Regions from separate parts of the Homo sapiens genome. Here region 1 is linked to region 2. A link is an interaction called in ENCODE POLR2A ChIA-PET data of the cell type or tissue named here. Cell type or tissue: CD4-positive, alpha-beta T cell. All regions are shown on one strand. Links, peaks and the distances in the headings refer to the core of each region. The heading gives the core; the rest is flanking DNA.

What was found. Peaks named below come from ENCODE experiments on the same cell type or tissue, not always from the same donor. Only the 100,000 strongest peaks of a DNase experiment are listed, where the experiment ranks them.
Region 1: POLR2A ChIA-PET joins it to region 2 with 5 read pairs; 1 of 35 experiments calls an interaction of 5 or more read pairs at or near these places.

Annotation. Positions count from the first base shown.
Region 1 is chr2:233,079,198-233,083,577 of GRCh38, forward strand. INPP5D (inositol polyphosphate-5-phosphatase D) reads left to right here. Exons shown (of 27, transcript NM_001017915.3): 2 at 138-201. Among named protein-coding and RNA genes, the nearest start is that of INPP5D, 21 kb to the left of the region's middle. RefSeq lists enhancers at 2,507-2,596, 3,107-3,256. In CD4-positive, alpha-beta T cell, for the core only: no CTCF peak of the experiment used is centred there; DNase peaks (open chromatin) are centred at 434, 1,254 and 2,254; H3K4me3 peaks cover 1,937 bases; H3K27ac peaks cover 3,880 bases.
Region 2 is chr2:233,329,821-233,334,200 of GRCh38, forward strand. SAG (S-antigen visual arrestin) reads left to right here. Exons shown (of 16, transcript NM_000541.5): 10 at 1,820-1,892. Among named protein-coding and RNA genes, the nearest start is that of DGKD, 22 kb to the right of the region's middle. RefSeq lists an enhancer at 1-439. In CD4-positive, alpha-beta T cell, for the core only: no CTCF peak of the experiment used is centred there; a DNase peak (open chromatin) is centred at 1,931; H3K4me3 peaks cover 430 bases; H3K27ac peaks cover 2,699 bases.

The DNA.
Region 1 (4,380 bases), core at 82-4,081, 250 kb before region 2:
AAGAGAACGGTCAGCTCCGAAATTCGGAGACTTTGTGTCCAGATTCCTCAAGCTGTGTCAGGAAGTCTTGTCTTTTCAGTTAAGAGGAAACCGGGTCTTCCTGCATGGGTTCTAATAAAGTCTTTGATCTATTTCAGGTATCGGAATTGCGTTTACACTTACAGAATTCTGCCCAATGAAGATGATAAATTCACTGTTCAGGTGAGTCCTTTATAAACCTAGAAATCTGAACCTGACTTCAGCCGATACTGGCAGAGAAAGGGTGTAAACGATGAGGAAGGAAGTGCACGCGCAGGTAGCCGGACGTGAAGGCCTGGCTGAGCCTGGCTTCCTCCCAGGTGTCCATGGGGTGGCTTAGCTGGTAAACTGGGGCCCTCCAAGTGACCCTGCTCTGTGACATGACGGAGTTGCATGCCACAGGCTATTTGTGGTCCATAGGTGTGAAGAGGAAACGAAGGTGAAGCAGACTGTCCAGAGATGAAGGGAAAGGAGGGGCTGTGGCTTGGCCGACTGTTGTCTTCAGTCTCTCAAAGGAGAGAGAGGAAGTGGCTCAGGAGGGAGAGAAGGGAGGTGAACTTACAGGAGAACAGACCGTGTTTTCTGAGGGGCTGCGAGACTAGCACAAAACAGTGCCTTTCCATTTGTAGAACTCTGTTCTGTCCGAGGCTGGTGCTCACTGCATCTGATTTCACCAAGCAAAGTCAAAATGTGCAAAACTTGCAGTTCATTTTTTAATATTTTTTATTTTTGAGACAGAGTTTCACTCTTGTCACCCAGGCTGGAGTGCAGTGGCGCCATGTCGGCTCCCTGCAACCTCCACCTCCCAGGTTCAAGTGATTCCCCTGCCTCAGTCTCCCTAGTAGCTGGGATTATAGGTGCCCGCCACCATGCCCGGCTGATTTTTGTATTTTTGGTACAGATGGGGTTTCTCCATGTTGGCCAGGCTGGTCTTAAACTCCTGACAGCGAATGATCTGCCCACCTCGGCCTCCCAAAGTTCTGGGATTATAGGCATGAGCCACCCCGCCAGGCTGCAGTTAAATTTAAAAACAAAAATCAGCTGCACCCGTCCAAGCCCGGGAAGGCCACCCTAAGCACGGTTTACTAAAGCCTTTGTTTCGCCACAAAATGTGACAACTGAGTGTGTGGAAGCCAGGAAAGCTATTGTTATCTGGCTACATGAAGAGCACATGGAGGTGGCAAGAAGGAAGGAGACAAAGTTTCCACATCCCGGGTGTGTGTGTGTGTGTGTGTGTGTGCACGTGACAGAGAGAGAGAGAGAGAGATGCTCAGTTCTCAGGGACTAGAGTAAGAGGCACAGCAGTGCATCCACGTCCCAAGCAGAGTAGCCGGGGTCGACAAAGGTTTGGATATCATGTCATGGAAGAGCAATGACGGCGTTGGAGGAGTTTGTTTGAAAAGAAAGTGGAAGTGGGAGGGGAGAGGCAGGGTACACTCTTCAGTTTCAAAGCTTGAAGGGAATGATTCATTTTGTGCTAACTAGGATGCAGTAGTAGACAGGGAGCTGGACTCAAGGTGTGGGGAGACCACAGGCAAGTCCCTGGAGGCAAAAATCCTCCAGAAGTTGTCAAGAGGGAGAGCGTGGTGAGCAGAACGCCCCTCAGGAAGACAGCTTATGAGGATGGAAGGAATTGCTTCGAGGAGCGATGTGATTGAGAGAGGCCCAAGGGGCATGTGTGATGCAGCCCGGTCCAGGGGCATTTGCTGCGAGGCCTCCTTAGGAGATGCGAGTTTAGGCTCAAGCAGAACCACTCCCTGCGTAGTTAGGCTGGCATTGCTGCCGGCTGCCTCATCCTCCTGCCCCTGAGTCCACTGCAGCCTCTAAGGCACATCTGCTGAAGGCTTTCCACTGGCCTAGGGCGCCCGCAGGTTTGGCCTGGTTCTTAGCAGTCACCAGGAGCAGATGTTGGCACACCTAGTACGAGAAGGTCCTTTCCAGCGCTTGGCAGCTATTTGCCATGGGAATGTCTGTCTCTGACAGGGGCTCTTCACCATGTGTGGGATGTGAGCAGCGGAGGGGAGCCCTGTCTGGGGCAGGCAGTTGGCCTCAATGACCTCTACCATTTTTTTCAAGTCTAGGAGGGCATGAGCTTTTCTGGCAGAGTTGGCATCTGTGATAGGTGGTTTGCTGAGAGGAGTCGGCAAACTCTCTTAAGTTAAAAGTTGGTCGATGCTTTTGATCTTTTTTCCCTTTGTGGTTTCTTCTCTTCCTTCAAAGTGAAGAAAACTTTAAGTATGACTGGAAAAGACATGACTCTGTGGCTTCTAGTAGAGTCGGCACCCGCCGCCTGTAAATGTGTAGACTGCGTCTCCGGTTTGCCCCTCTCTGTCACCATCATACTCTTGCTACTGTGACATCTTGTGACCCTGGGAACTGCTGATGAAATCCGGGGCCTCATCAGGCTACTGGGCAGGGGGTGGTGGTGGTGCAGGGAACAGAAACTCGCCTTGGCTGACTCTGTAAGGGGTAAGGGGTGGGCAGCCTTTGTGGAGATGTGCAGAGCCAGGAAGGAGAAGGCCGCCCTAGGGCCTTGGAACCAGAAGAGCATGGGGTCTGCACGCAGCTTCTCCCATGGATCAGCTCTTCTCTGTGGGGCCGCTCTTCCCAGCCAGCAGCCTCCCTTCTCAGTCCCCAGTCCTAAGAAGGAGTCTGATGGCTCAGCCTCCACGGCTTTCTCCGCATGAGCCACTCAGGGGCTGCCAGTCTGTGTATGAATCGGCTGTCTTGGAGCAGGTACCCCCCTCTGCCTCTCAGAGATGGGGACAGAGTCGTGGGGGCAGCGTGCCTCCTTAAGGTCTCCGCTTAGCCAGGACAGTGGGCGGGCAGCTTTCAGAGAAGATGGGCGGCTCTGCTGGACTTCTCTGCTCCTGACCCCGGCACTAGATCTGTGACCTCCGCAGTAGCTGACATGGTACAGGGAGCTGTGGACCTAGGTGGTCTGAAGAGGTTTTCCTTCAAGGTGAATTAAAGGGGAATTCTCATAGGATTCTCCCAGGTGGACTCACCTTCGAAAATCTACCTCCAAGAGTAAATGACAGCAGACGTCCACTGAGGACCAAGTGCACACTCATGCCCAATTAAGCAGACTCAGAGCCCTTCGGGGAAGCTTTAGCAGTTATTGATCTCTGCCTATTTTAACTCAAGTTCCTCTTTTCATGTTGAGGCAAAACCTCACAGTCTTTTCTGAGCTTAGCCACAGTTTCTAAATAACTCATTCCTGACACCTGAGCCTGTTCAGTGCCACCAGAATACGAGGCTCCCCAAAATAAGAATCTGGCCTGAAATTTTGCCAAGTGAAGCACCGAAAGGCTTTCATTGTTTCTTAGTTTAGTAACTTTAGCTCTTTTCCTGGGGACTTCTGTTCTCTTGTCAACACCAAAGATCTCATCTTTGTTCTTTGCAGACCAACTTCATGGAGTTGGCCCACGTGTCATAGCCCATGACAGCCCTGTATCAATCAGGGAGAGGAGCTGCCTCACCTGGGGGACTCTTTTCTCTCACTCCATCTTTCACAGACTTAAAAAAAATCCGAGATGGGAGGGCAGGATGCAAACTGTAACTTCATCCAACCCCCTCGTTCTAAATATGAGTGTTGCTGAGAACTGCGGAAGTTGGAACTCACAGCCAGGCCTCCCGGCCTCCCCGGCTAAGCTTTCTTCCTTCCAATCCAGAAGGTGTTTCCAAGCCTGTCTGGAGTCCCCTGGGGAAGGATGAGCCCAGGACTCTGCCCAGAGGGACAGGGAGACAGGGCAATGTGGCCTCTCAGAGAGCTTGGCCTCTTGCCCTTCACATGGTTATAGATAATATTTGATCCCAGGTGGCATCTGTCCCTTGTGGTAAATCAGTGAGGTGCCCCTAGAATGAAAGCAGACTCCATTCCCGGCTGGGATCTGGGTTCAAGTCCAATTTGGTCAGCGATGTGGCCTTGGGCAAGGACTGCCAAGAAACTGCTGGAAAGTAGAGATCACACACATACCTCCCAGCACAAGGAAGCTGCTGGGGAGGAGGGTGGAGACAGCAGGGAGCTGGAGGTGCTTTAGAGCATTCTAGGCAGTGCTGGGAGTGGTGGGGAAGGAGGGGTAAATTTTGGAACTCCATCTCCCTCAGCTCTGCTCTTTGGGCTATGGGCTTCATGTCTTCAGGGACCTGAGTACGCTCTGGAACTGTTAAGCAGTTGTTCAACAGCTGCTGTGCCACTCAAACCCTGAGAACCTTCTGGACTCAGCTTGCACTGCTTTTCCTGGTTGGGGGAGGGTTGGGGCAGTGCTCTGAGCCCTGTGTGAGGCCAGACGAAGGCAGAACGGCTCAGCCCCGCAGGCCTGACTGTCCCACACCAAGAGAGTGGGTTTCTTGTAAAGC
Region 2 (4,380 bases), core at 78-4,077:
TCCATGGTTATGCCTTCCTGGAGGGCCCCACAGTGCTCATTGTGGTTGACAGATGCAGCACATTGTTGTGGGTGAGGCCTAATTTGTGGACTCATGCTGTGGGCTCTGTGATCCCAGCTGGCATCCACAGCAGGGGCTCCTTGTCTACCTTCCCAGGCTTTGTGTGGCTTGAAGGAGGTCCCACATGGAAGCGCTTTGTAAATGGTGAAGTGTGACTGTCTCGGCTCAAATGGCCATCATGTCATGGCTGACCTTCCCATATCCTACAGGGGAGGTGCCTTCTGCCTGTTGTTCCCACACATTAACTAAGCTCAAAAAGCATCAAAGCACAGGGGGTCTTATATAATGGTCTTATTTGGCTCTTTCATGAGGAAGACATGATGGAATGACCTGTGAGGGTAACCTCTAAGTTCACTTTTTAACTCAAACATTCAATGACCAAGACAAAGTTAGACTTATGCATCTTGGGGTGACTGTCCCAGGGCCCAGGACTGAGGATGTGGAACTTCCAGTCCTAAAATGGGCTCTCCCGGGCAAGCCAGGGTGAGCAGTGGCCCTAGGTGTCATATACCACTTTTCCCTGTGAGTCATCACAGATGAGGGTCAGAAATCCTGATGCGTGCAGACTAAGGAATTCTAGACTTTTCCCTCCCTCCCTTCCTTCCTTCCTTCCTTCCTTCCTTCCTTCCTTCCTTCCTTCCTTCCTTCCTTCCTTCCTTCCTCCCTTTCTTTCACAGTCTCCCTCTGTCACCCAGGCTGGAGTGCAGTGGTGTGATCTCGGCTCACTGCAACCTCCAGCTCCTGGGTTCAAGCCATTCTCCTGCCTCAGCCTCCCAAGTAGCTGGGATTACAGGCGTGCACCAATTTTGCCTGGCTAATTTTGTATTTTCAGTAGAGATGGGGATTTCGCCATGTTGGCCAGGCTGGTTTCAAACCCCTGACCTCAGGTGATCCATCCGCCTCAGCCTCCCAAAGTGCTGGGATTACCGGTGTGAGCCACTGCACCCGGATAGCTGTTAACTTTTTAAAAACAAAATATTAATTGCTTTCTATAGGCTGGGCACTGTACTGCATGCCTTGCACAAATTGTTTCTTTATCCTCAAACTTTGGCTGAGTGCAGTGGTTCACGCCTGTAATCCCAGTACTTTGGGAGGCCAAGGTGGGAGGATCCCTTGAGCCCAGGAGTTCAAGACCAGCCTGGGCAATATAGGGAGACCCTGCCTTTATTTTTTAAAAAAATCCTCAAGCTTAATTTTAAAGGTGATTAAAAGTCATCTTTTTAATCATCACAACGTCCCTATGAGTTAGATGCAATTATTACCCCCATTTTACTGATGGGGAAACTGAGGCTTAGAATAGATAAATAATTCACCCCACAGTTAGTGGCTAAGCCAAGATTGGCACCCAAACAGCCTGGCTCCAGGCCCACCTTCCTATCCACCACGTTCCACCCACCAACCAGTCCTGTACTGCCTCTAGCTAGTCTCTTGGAGGACAGGAAGGACAATGTTCATGAAGTAAGATGGAGGATGTTAGAAAGGGCTGAGCAGGGGAAAGGAGGGGTCTCCCAGGAGCTGCAGCCTTAGGGGACATGGGTGGGAGTTGATACAGAGCAGGTTATGGGTGACCAGAAATGGCCTGGAGACAGGACTTCAAAACCCCAGCCTTGAAGCTGAGGGCTGAGAAAGCCTAGCCTTGGAAGTGGAGGGAAACCATCATCAGAGAGGAGAGACCAGCGTGTACCCTGGGAGGCCGCAGGGAAAGTGCACGTGTTGGGGGACCAGTGCTGACCACCGGACTCCCGTCTTCCCCTTGCAGTGGAACAGGTGGCCAATGTGGTTCTCTACTCGAGTGATTATTACGTCAAGCCCGTGGCTATGGAGGAAGCGCAGTGAGTAGCTGTTGGGGTTTCCGTTTCCTGGGCGTCTCAGCCTTCTGTGTCAAGTTTCTCGCCGTTTATTGCTGAAGAAGGAACTAGAATGTTCAGCTAGCTCGCCAGCCTTCCACTTCCTTCCTCTTTCTCCCTTCGAGGGCTGCACAGAAAGTTAGCATCTTAGCTCTGCATCTACCACACCCCTCTGTGCCCATCTTACAGGAGTTCTGAGGATTAATGCAAGCCAAAGAATGACGCAGAGGAGAGAAATAAAGACAGAAATGTCACCATGGGATCAGCTGGCTTTTTCTATTTATCCTTGGAATGAATTGTTAGGAATTTGGTACTATTTCCACCTCCCAGAAGATGGTCAAATGAACTGTCAGCCCAGGCTAGGATTCCCTATCTTTTGATCTCAAATTGAAATCTTATACCAGTGACAACTGGATTAGAATATATCTGTTCTTAGCCTGTTGTTGTGAATGACTTTTCCCCTTTGTTAGAATCAAAAACAAATGAGAATCCTGCCATGGTTCCTTTATGCTGGCCTGAGAGACCTGCCCAGCTTTGCTGTGTGCCACAAAGTCAAATAGATTCATTTAATACATGGCTTGGAGTGGGGGGCGATGATCTCCCACCTCCAGCCCCCCGAGAGGATAGCTCGACCAGGTCTTAACTCTTTGCCTTGCTGGCATGTTCTAAGCACCGTTGTATGTAAAAAATATTATCAGGGTTAGAGGAAGGTTAGGGTAGGGGAATGATGAAAGACAACTGATTCCTTAAGATAATATAAGGTAATAGATAGATTTTTTTGAGATGGAGTCTCACTCTGTTGCCCAGGCTGGAGTGCAGTGGTGAGATCTCAGCTCACTGCAACCTCCACCACCCAGGTTCGAGCCATTCTCCTGACTCAGTCTCCCAAGTAGCTGGAATTACAGGAGCCCGCCACCAAGCCCAGCTAATTTTGTATTTTTTTTTTTTTTTGAGACGGAGTTTTGCTCTTGTTGCCCAAGCAGGAGTGCAATGGCGCGATCTTGACTCACTGCAACCTTTGCCTCCTGGGTTCAAGTGATTCTCCTGCCTCAGCCTCCTGAGTAGCTGGGATTACAGGCACACGCCACCACCCCTGGCTAATTTTTTGTATTTTTATTAGAAATGGGGTTTCACCATGTTAGCCAGGCTGGTCTCGAACTCCTGACCTCAGGTGATCTGCCCACCTCGGCCTCCCAAAGTGCTGGGATTACAGGAGTGAGCCACCGTGCCTGGCTGATTTTGTATTTTTAGTAGAGACAGGGTTTCACCTGTTGGCCAGGCTGGTCTCAAACTCCTGACCTCAGGTGATCTGCTTGCCTCAGCCTCCCAAAGTGCTGAAATTACAGGCGTGAGCCACCGCACCTGGCCTATATGGGAATATTTAAAAGGCAACTTTAGGAGAAACTATTACTGTTATTCAAAACAGATTCAAACTGTAGGTCTACAAGGGAGGGAGACAGGAAAGAACCACCACTCACTGCCTCCTTTCTGCCAAGATTGGGCTCTGTTCTGCCTTTAGGGGATCCTCGCACATCCCTGTGCCCTGGAGGGGTCTTGGCCCTGGTTCACCTTTCCTCATGTGCTCAGCAACATGGGAGCAAAGGATCCTGGCTGAGTTTTCCCCTAATATGTATTCCATCACCTGGTCCTCTTTCAAAGTGTTGGGTGCATTTTGGGTCAAAGATTCCCAGGAAACTGGAAAGCATTCCAAAGTCCCCCAAAGGCTGGAGGAGCCTGGGAGCTGGACTGGACCATGCTGACAAGTCTGAAGCTAGAGGCCACTCAGAAAGCTGCAGAGCAGGAGCCATCGTCCCAGAGCCCTGTGGCTTCTGGGGCTTTAGTGGGCAGGCTTCCACGGAACCAGGACAGACCTGACTCCCAAGCTGCTCCCCACCATCCAAACCCACATCCTGAAGCTCTGGGGAGTGGCCCCAGAGCCTTGGCATAGTCCTTTGGCAAGCTCTGCACAAACACAAAAAGTCCATCCTCTGAGCCCAACCCCAAGGGCCCTCTTCCTATTCCAGCCATCTTTACAATGCTGTTTCTGCTTTTTTCAATGCTCAAATTACGCTCATTAAGAGAGGTTCCACCAGGACCCAGATGGTAGGATGTGGGCCACCTTGGGCTCTGGCAGATTTCTGTAAAGAGCTTCCTGTAGACACTGGAGGCAGGATAGGGGACAGCTGCTTTTACCTATCCAGGGAAACTTGATTAGGGAAAGGAAGTCCTTTCCCAGAGAGGCAGTTCAGACTTCCAGCTGTCTCAGGACAGCCTTAGAATGGTCCTGATGCTGGCCACACCCCACCTTGTTCTGGCTAGGCACAGGATGGAGGGTGTGCTTCCGGCACGAATGGGCTCTGCTGTCAGAGAGTGTGCAGCCACGTGACTGTGGGCACACTTCCCGTCTGGAAAATGGGGATCTTGGAGCACCTGCTTGGTATGGGGTTGATGAGGGTAAGGTGAGAGTTTTGAG